Regions from separate parts of the Homo sapiens genome. Here region 2 is linked to region 1. Evidence: chromatin contacts called from ENCODE Hi-C or POLR2A ChIA-PET data. All regions are on one chromosome and are shown on one strand. The core of a region is the stretch at or near the end of the contact, and the rest is flanking DNA. Distances in the headings are between cores, read along the strand shown.

The links. A loop is a pair of places that touch in the nucleus more often than their neighbours do. ChIA-PET counts read pairs that join two places held with the same protein, here RNA polymerase II (POLR2A). Pooled maps may share reads with other maps.
Region 2: POLR2A ChIA-PET joins it to region 1 with 13 read pairs in PC-9. The contact joins two enhancer-like sites. A Hi-C loop is called at or near these places in 3 of 50 pooled maps. POLR2A ChIA-PET finds 5 or more read pairs at or near these places in 9 of 52 experiments (Caco-2, GM12878, HEK293T and 4 more).

What each region holds. Positions count from the first base shown.
Region 1 is chr17:78,170,816-78,175,201 of GRCh38, reverse strand. It overlaps SYNGR2 (synaptogyrin 2), which reads right to left. Exons shown (of 4, transcript NM_004710.7): 2 at 4,148-4,385; 3 at 3,553-3,692; 4 at 2,482-3,463. The coding sequence ends at 3,266. TK1 (thymidine kinase 1) reads left to right here. Exons shown (of 7, transcript NM_003258.5): 6 at 33-152; 7 at 252-1,111. The coding sequence ends at 443. Among named protein-coding and RNA genes, the nearest start is that of SYNGR2, 4.4 kb to the right of the region's middle. RefSeq lists enhancers at 580-879, 1,180-1,309, 1,870-1,979, 2,170-2,439, 3,260-3,329. Within about 2 kb of position 2,786, at least 27 of the 41 ENCODE cell types and tissues checked have a DNase peak (open chromatin) inside an H3K27ac peak, as active enhancers do.
Region 2 is chr17:78,305,213-78,309,569 of GRCh38, reverse strand. No RefSeq gene overlaps it. Among named protein-coding and RNA genes, the nearest start is that of LINC01993, 29 kb to the right of the region's middle. RefSeq lists a silencer at 970-1,192. Within about 2 kb of position 1,534, at least 6 of the 41 ENCODE cell types and tissues checked have a DNase peak (open chromatin) inside an H3K27ac peak, as active enhancers do.

The DNA of each region.
Region 1 (4,386 bases), core at 1,537-4,036:
TGAGCGCCCTCTGTCTTTCCATGGGAGCGCAGCCATTTGGGGCCATCCTGAACCTGGTGCCGCTGGCCGAGAGCGTGGTGAAGCTGACGGCGGTGTGCATGGAGTGCTTCCGGGAAGCCGCCTATACCAAGAGGCTCGGCACAGAGAAGGAGGTAGCTCCACCTGCCTTCCCTGCAGGCCGGCGGGGTGGGGGTATGGCTCTGCCTCCTTCCTGTCCTGGCCCTTCACCCATCCCCTGTCCCTGCGGCCAGGTCGAGGTGATTGGGGGAGCAGACAAGTACCACTCCGTGTGTCGGCTCTGCTACTTCAAGAAGGCCTCAGGCCAGCCTGCCGGGCCGGACAACAAAGAGAACTGCCCAGTGCCAGGAAAGCCAGGGGAAGCCGTGGCTGCCAGGAAGCTCTTTGCCCCACAGCAGATTCTGCAATGCAGCCCTGCCAACTGAGGGACCTGCGAGGGCCGCCCGCTCCCTTCCTGCCACTGCCGCCTACTGGACGCTGCCCTGCATGCTGCCCAGCCACTCCAGGAGGAAGTCGGGAGGCGTGGAGGGTGACCACACCTTGGCCTTCTGGGAACTCTCCTTTGTGTGGCTGCCCCACCTGCCGCATGCTCCCTCCTCTCCTACCCACTGGTCTGCTTAAAGCTTCCCTCTCAGCTGCTGGGACGATCGCCCAGGCTGGAGCTGGCCCCGCTTGGTGGCCTGGGATCTGGCACACTCCCTCTCCTTGGGGTGAGGGACAGAGCCCCACGCTGTTGACATCAGCCTGCTTCTTCCCCTCTGCGGCTTTCACTGCTGAGTTTCTGTTCTCCCTGGGAAGCCTGTGCCAGCACCTTTGAGCCTTGGCCCACACTGAGGCTTAGGCCTCTCTGCCTGGGATGGGCTCCCACCCTCCCCTGAGGATGGCCTGGATTCACGCCCTCTTGTTTCCTTTTGGGCTCAAAGCCCTTCCTACCTCTGGTGATGGTTTCCACAGGAACAACAGCATCTTTCACCAAGATGGGTGGCACCAACCTTGCTGGGACTTGGATCCCAGGGGCTTATCTCTTCAAGTGTGGAGAGGGCAGGGTCCACGCCTCTGCTGTAGCTTATGAAATTAACTAATTGAAAATTCACTGGTTGGTGGACGCACATTTCTCTTTCACCTGGGTTTCCCTGGGTCTCATGGACAGCTCCAACTTGATTTGGGTGGGGATTTTCTTCCAGATCTTTTTTTCTTTTGTTTTGAGACAGGGTCTCTGTCGCCCAGGCTGGAGTGCAGTGACGCAATCCCTGCTCACTGCAGCCTCTGCTTCCCCAGTTGAAGTGATTCTCCCCCGTCAGCCTCCCAAGTAGCCGATATTACAGGCGTGTACCACCACACCTGGCTAATTTTTGTATTTTTAGTAGAGACGAGTTTTCACCATGTTGGCCAGGCTGGTCTCGAACTCCTGGCCTCAAGTGATCCACCTGCCTCGGCCTCCCAAAGTGCTGGGATTACAGGCGTGAGGCACTGCACCTGGCCCCCAGATCTTTCTGTAGTAATACTGATCTCTTAACCACAACCCTTGAACTGAGAAATGATCATGGGGTGTGTCCTAAGCAGAACATCATCTGCCTTCCTGTCTGGGCCAGTGTCAGGACAAAAATGGGTGTACAGAGGAGCCCGGGGCCCAGTTGGAAGGAAGAGGCACTGTCCTGCCCGCTGGGCCTGTGAGGTCAGGTTTTGTTTGTGAAACAAACTCTTGGTAATTCAGGAGTCAAGACATCTCTCAGCTGTGCCTCAGAGATGGGCTGTTGGCAGCTCACTTGGGGGCAAGCATCGCTGGGGTAAGGTGTGTCCTGTGCAGGCAGGGTCACCACTCCCAGGGCCTCCCCAGCCTCCCTCTCCCCTTCGCTAGTGATGTGTCCCAAGCCAAAGCCATCGGGTGAGGCTGGGAGCAGTGCCCTGTTAGTTCGTACTGGGGATTTTTAAACAATCGGGACTTGCCGATGACAGCTCCCTCTGTCATTGCTCAAAAGAAGAAGCCAGAAGTTGCTTTAGGGCCTTGACCTCTTCCAGAGATGGGCCTTATCTCCGAGGGGTGGGCTGGACGGCCAAGGCCGTGTCCCAGGAAGGCTCCAGAGGTGCTGACCCTGGAGGAAGGTAGAAACCTGGTCTTACCTATGGTACCCCTATTCAGTGCAAGAAAGGGGCATTCACCGACAACTCCCAGGTACCCCCACCCCCACTCTAGGAAGGGAGCAGCAGGACCCTGGCACTGCAGGCCAGAAAAATCATCTTGTTTACAAGCTGAGCACAGTTACTATTTTAAGATGTTGATGAAAGGCTTGTGCGGAATGCGACCCCAGACAGAGGGAAGGGGGCCAGCCAGGCAGGCTGGAGGGGGCGGATTGCCACTGCCTTGTTCAAACTACAAGTTCCATAAAGCCAGCCCCTAAGGGTGTACCCAGAGTGGAGTCTTCCTCCAACCCCTAGGCTGTGGCTCAACCAATGACTGGAGACTGAATGAGAAAACATTTATTCCGTCTCCAAACAGCATCCCAGGCCGGGCATCTCCCCCACGATTTTATAATACACTCGGCACAGACAGAGTCTGGGAGCCATGGGGCACCCCTGCCCTCCCCAGGCTTCCTAAGTAACAACTGCAGAATATTTACATAAAGCTGGGTGTTGTCAGGCAAAGCCCTTCCCTGCTGCCAGGGGTGGGAGCAAGGAGGAAGTGCCATGAGCACCAGCCCCGCCCTCACACCACGGGAGGCAGCCCAGAGGCCACCGGCACAGGGTGGTGGCCCCCAGATCATACAGCAGTGGGCACAGGGGAAGCAAACCTGAGTGAGGACACAAGAGCCTGGTCCGGCTCCGCTGCACAGGGCAGGTGTGATGGCCCCCACGAGTCTTTGGCAGAGAACGCAGATAATAGCGGCTCCCACGGCCTGACCCGGGCCGGGGGGAAGCTGAGGCACTTGTCAGTAGCACATGGGCACCTGCTGGCTTCTAGCCACTGCAGGCGGGGCTGAGGTCATTAAAAGCGAGGAAAAACACTAGCTAAAAACCCTTTCCTAAAAGTGCCCTGGAGGAGTGAGCGGCTGACTGAAGCCCTCTGGGCACAGGCACTTGGGGTGTGGCTCTGCCAGCCCCCGCCAGGCTATGAGGCTCCTTAGCTGTGTGTCAGCTGCACAGGATGGAACAGGTGAAAGAGAGGGGCTGGCAGTTCCAGGAGGCTCATGGGAAAGTCCAGGGCAGAGGGGAGGGCCCTCTCTGTCCCCCTTCCCACGCTAACCGCCGCTCAGTACACAGGGGGCGGCTGGTAGCCCTCGGTGGTCTCCGCGTTCTGGGTGAAGGGTGGCTGTTGGTAGTTGTCCACAGATGCACCTGGGTAGGAGGCGTAGGCAGTGTTGGGGTCCGGAGTGGGGTCAACGTAATTCTGGATGAAGTCGTCCACGCCAGCCTTGTAGCGCTGGTAGGCCAGGGAGGCCAGCACACCCTGCAGGGGGAGCACAGCAGGGTACAGGTGGGTGGGGGACCCCACCCTCCACCACCCTTGACCCAAGAACCGGCCCCTGGCCATCCTACCCAGGAGAAGATGGAAAAGAAGCTGAAGGTGATGGCTGCCCTCACAGAGTCGGCCCCCACCAGCACGTCCTTCGGGTTGGTGACTGCCCACTGGTTGGTGAGGAAGCAGAAACCAACAAACCACAGGAAGGTCCAGAGAGCTGGGGGAGGACGGGTGAAGCGTCAGTTCCATGGAAAGGGAGGGGCTTTCCAGGACTCTGGGAGGGGACGCGGGCAGGTAGGGCAGGGACCTCCCGGGGGAGCCTCCACACTATGGAGGGGAGGACTTGGAAGCCGGGCCGGGAGCCACCTCCAAAGTCCCCCACACTCGGGCCTTGGCAGGGTGGGCCACAGCAGACAGCCTAGGGGACAAAAGGGGCAGAGGCAAAGCCCATCTGCTCGGGTGTGCTGCAGGTCCACTCAGCTTCTAGCTACCCCAGGCAGGGCTGGTGCCATTCAAGCACGGAAAAACACTAGCTGAAAACCCTTTCCTAAAAATGCCCTGGAGGAGTGAGCTGCTCCCTGCCCCTCCCAGAGAGGCCGAGACCCTCCCAGCTGCGGAACCCTAGAGTTAATGCCTCCCCCAAGATCAAATGGAGGTGCCACAGGCAGATACCTGAGAAGAGCAGGTCACCAATGACCAGGTACTTGCGGTCAGTGGCGTTGCTGATCTGGGGGAAATACGCGTCGACCACCAAGAAGAAGGCCGAGGCCAGGAAGGCCAGCACCCCGATGGCACTGCCATAGCGGCAGGCATCCTCGTTGCGGTTGAACACGCAGTACATCTGCTTAGACTCGTGGGCATTGCTGTAGCCCTCACCATAGATGCAGGAGAACACGATCAAGGCGAAGACC
Region 2 (4,357 bases), core at 285-2,784, 140 kb before region 1:
ACATGGGCACCTTTGGGGGCCCATTATTCGGCCGATCGCAAAGACAGACATTTCTCAGTAAACTCTTTTCACGACTGAATTTTGAACCATATGAATGTATTACCCATCTAAAAATACAATGTCAATCAAAGGAGACTGGAGGTGAGACCAGAGGTACCCAGGACAGGGACAGGAAGCTCAGGGGTCATTCCCCTCCCTGGCCCTCAGTTCTCTCCTCTCTAAGTGAGGGATTAAGACCCATGACTCCTGGGTCTGGAGGACTTTGAGCCTCGAGCTTCCCTCCTGATGGGGGTGGTGATGTTTCCTACCTGCCAGGGCTGCTGCAGGGATTAAATCCTGCAACAAGAAGCATCCCAAATCCTCCCAAGCAATAACTGCTGGTCATGGAAAAGCTGGTAACAGAAGCCATTCTTAACTCAGCTGCTCTACTCTCCCTAGCATGGAAAGAAAGCTGCCCCTCAGGCCGGACACGGTGACTCACGCTCATGCTGTAATCCCAGCATTGTGGGAGGTCAAGGTGGGAGGATCGCTGGAGCCCAGGAGTTCGAGGCCAGCCTGGGCAACAGAGTGAGACCCTGTCTCTAAAAAAAGGTTGGGTGTGGTGGCTCATGCTTGTAATCCCAGCACTTTGGGAGGCCAAGGCAGGTGGATCACTTGAGGTCAGGAGTTCAAGACCAGCCTGGCTAACATGGTGAAAACCTGTCTCTACTAAAAATACAATAATTAGCTGGGCATGGTGGTGGGTGCCTGTAATCCCAGCTACTTGGGAGGCTGAGGCAGGAGAATTGTTTGAACCCGGGAGGTGGAGGTTGCAGTTAGTGGAGATCACACCATTGCACTCCAGCCTGGACGAGAAGAGCAAAACTCGGTCTCAAAAAAAAAAAAAGAAAAGAAAAGAAAATTAGCCAGGCATGGTGACGTGCTGCACCTATAGTCCCAGCCACTTGGAAACCTGAGATGGGAGGATCACTTGAGCCCTGGAGTTCCAGGGAGCAGTGAGGTATGATCATGCCACTGCACTCTGGCCTGGATGACAGAGTGAGATCCTATCTCTAAAAAAAAAAAAAAAAAAAAAAAAAAAAGAAGCAAGCTGTTCCCCCGCCCGTGTCCTATTTTCTACAGAGGGCCTGTGCCTTCACGGTGCCCCCCTTCCGGGAAGGACTCGCCTGGGAGTGAGTTTGGCACCCAGTACAGGTCCTGGCCACACCCGGGACTCTTCTCAGCACAGTGACTGACAGCAGCACCCTGGAGTCAGATGGAACTGGATTGGAATCTAGTTCTGTCCCCAGGCTGCCATCCAGTGCTGTTGCCTGCTCAGCACCCACTTTCTCTTCTCTTTGTGGAAGCATCTTGGATTCTACCCCTTCATCACTCTTGCTGTATGTGGCTCAGCGATGGGCCTGACCTGCTCAGGGCTGGTCAAACACCGCATGCACACCCTAGTTGGTCCAGACCCGGTTGGGACAAGACCCAACCAGGCCAAGGCCATCCAGCCCCGGCCTTTTCCTGGAGCTGGCTGCAGCCATTTCTGCTACCGCTAGAGAGAGCCTGCCTGAGGGCGAAGCTATGGCAGAGGAAAGCCGACCTGGGAGATGGAGAGGGACAGTTTCCAGGTGACATCACTGGTGAATCTAGATCCAACTGTGCCTGAGGCCCAGCTCTAAGCCTTTGTGTTTCTGCATGGGAGCCAGTGATACAACCTCCTGCTAATTGCTTCGGGCAGTTTACACTGGCTTCAAAAAGCCCTGGCTGACAGCTATTAGCTGACCTTGGACACTTCACTTGTGTGTTCCGTGCCTCAGAAGGAATATTCCCTGAAAATAATAATACCTACTCATAAGGCTGTTGTGATTCTTAAATAAGATAATGAATTAAAGTCCCTAATTAGGCCGGGCATGGTGGCGCTCACCTGTAATCCCAGCTACTAGGGAGGCTGAGGCTGGAGAATCACTTGAACCCAGGAGTTCAAGACCAGCCAGGGCAACGTAATGGAATTGCATCTCAATTTTTTTTAAGTACCTAATTTGGTGTCTGGCACACAGTAAGCTCAATTGTGGTACCAGAGTCATTATTTTGTAGGAATTGGGTTAGAATCATGTTAACCAACAAACGTGCATGATTCAAATGGGACTATTCCATCTTAACTGGGAAAAAAGCCTAATTGTTGGGAAACCAGTCTTCTTAGCTCTCACTGCTGTAGAAAACTGGATGGAGATCAGGAAATGCATGTCATGGGGCACCCAGTCATGAGGCAGAGACCCTCTCCCTCTTTAGAGCCAGCAAGGCTCTGGCCAAAGAAAACCCCCATCAGTAACTGTGGACATACCTTAAAATGACTGCAAGCAGTCACCCTTGGGTAAGCTCCTCTGGGCATGTAGGCAAAGCCTAGGAGTTTCTTCTAGCCAATAGAACACGGCAAAGATGATGACATCACTCTCATGATTACATTACATTAGAAAAGACTCCAACTTAGCTGACTGGACTGAGATCCTCCTCATTGGCTTGGTGGAGTAGGCAGCCACATTGAGGAAGCCCATGAGGTGAGGAAGTGCTGGCAGCCTCTAGGAACTGCAGGTGGTCTCCAGCCTCCAGCCAGCAAAAACCTCAGGCCCTTAGGCACACAGCAGCAAGAATATGAAATCTGACAATAACTAGCATGGCTCTGGAAGCAGAGCCTTCCTCGGTTGAGCCTCCAGATGAGAACCCAGCCCAGCTGACACCTTGTTTGCAACCTGAGGAGATCTGAAACAGAGGATGCAGTAAAGCAGTTTCCAGACTTATCCTTTTTTTTTTTTTTTAACTTTTTTTTAAGAGTCAGAGTCTCACTCTGTCACTCAGGCTGTCGTCACTCAGGCTGGAGTGCAGTGACACAATCACTGCTCACTGCAACCTCGAACTCTTAGGCTCAAGTGATCCCCTGGCCTCAGCCTCCTAACTGGGACTGCAGGCACACACCACCATGCCCAACTAATTTTTTCTTTTCTTTTTTTTTTTGTAGAGGTGTAGTCTCACCATGTTGCCCAGGCTGGCCTTGAACTCCTGGCCCCAAGCAATCCTCCTCCCTTGGCCTCCCAAAGTGCTTGCATTACAGGCATAAGCCACTATGCCCAGCCAGTTTCCAGACTTCTGACCTGAAGAAATTGTGATATAGTAAATGTGCGTGTTGTCTTAGTTCCTGAGTGCGTGATAATGTGTTGCACAGCATAGAAAACTAACACAGCAGCCTGCAGAGGACTGAGCTTTCAGAGAGGAGACACACCGGGATGCCTTTCTCAATGAGTCGGGGTACAATTTCCCAAGGTATTCTGGTTACTTTGGCTATATTACAGTTCACCCCAAAACCTGGTCATTTAAAGCAATAATCATTTATTACCTCTCACAGTTTTGGTGGGTCAGGAATTCAAGAGTGGTTTGGCTGGGTGGTTCTGGCCTGAGGTCTCTCATGAGGCTGCAGTGAGATGGTGGTCAGAGCTGCAGTCATCTGAAGGCTTGACTGGGGCTGGAGGATCGCTTCTAAGGTGGCTCATTCATGCAGCTGTTGGCTGGTGGCCTCAGTTCCTCTTTACATGAGCTTCTCCGTGGGGTAGTTGAACTTCCTCGTGGAATAGTGACTGGCTTCCCCCAGAGTATCTGAGCTGAAAGACCAGATGGAAGAGGCGATGCTTTATGCCCTAGACCTGAAGTCATGTGAATCTGCCTGATTCGGTGTGGGAGGGGCTACCCAAGGGCATGAATACCAGAGACAAGGATCTGGGGGGCCATCTTGGAGACTGGTCACCACACAAGGGATGGCAGTGGGGACAGAGGCTGCAGGGGCTGGAAGAGGGCTCTGGAAGGAAGACAGGGAACCTTGACAGGTGGGAGAAGCTCAAAGTGTGAGACCATCCCCAGCTTCCTTCTCATGTTGTTCAGGGCATGAACTAGCTGGAGAAGATCTCGGCTCCCACCCTAGTTTCTCCACCCAGCGTTGGAGTGTGTGCTAATCTCATAATGACCTCGTCATCCACCACCAGGCAGTGAAGCAGGGTCAGCAGCCCCTGGGACAGGGAGTGGTCCACAGGAAGGAGGAGCAGCCTCCTCCACCATGGAGCTCTCCAAATAGGGCCCTGGACCCCTCAGGCACTGGGGCCTGCAGAAGTGGCACAGGAAGGGAGGGAGACCCATCTGGGCCACTCCTCATTGCTGCACAGTCCTCACTCTTTACCTCCACCTCGAAGCTTCTATCTCACCACCTGTTGCTGCGGGAGAGCCTAATTGGCTCCCTCGGTCTAGAGATGGGGAGCTGGGGAGTGGGAAGGGGTTAAGGTGTGTTGGGGGCCGTGATCAGCTAGGCTTCTATATTGCTGTCTCATGTAAG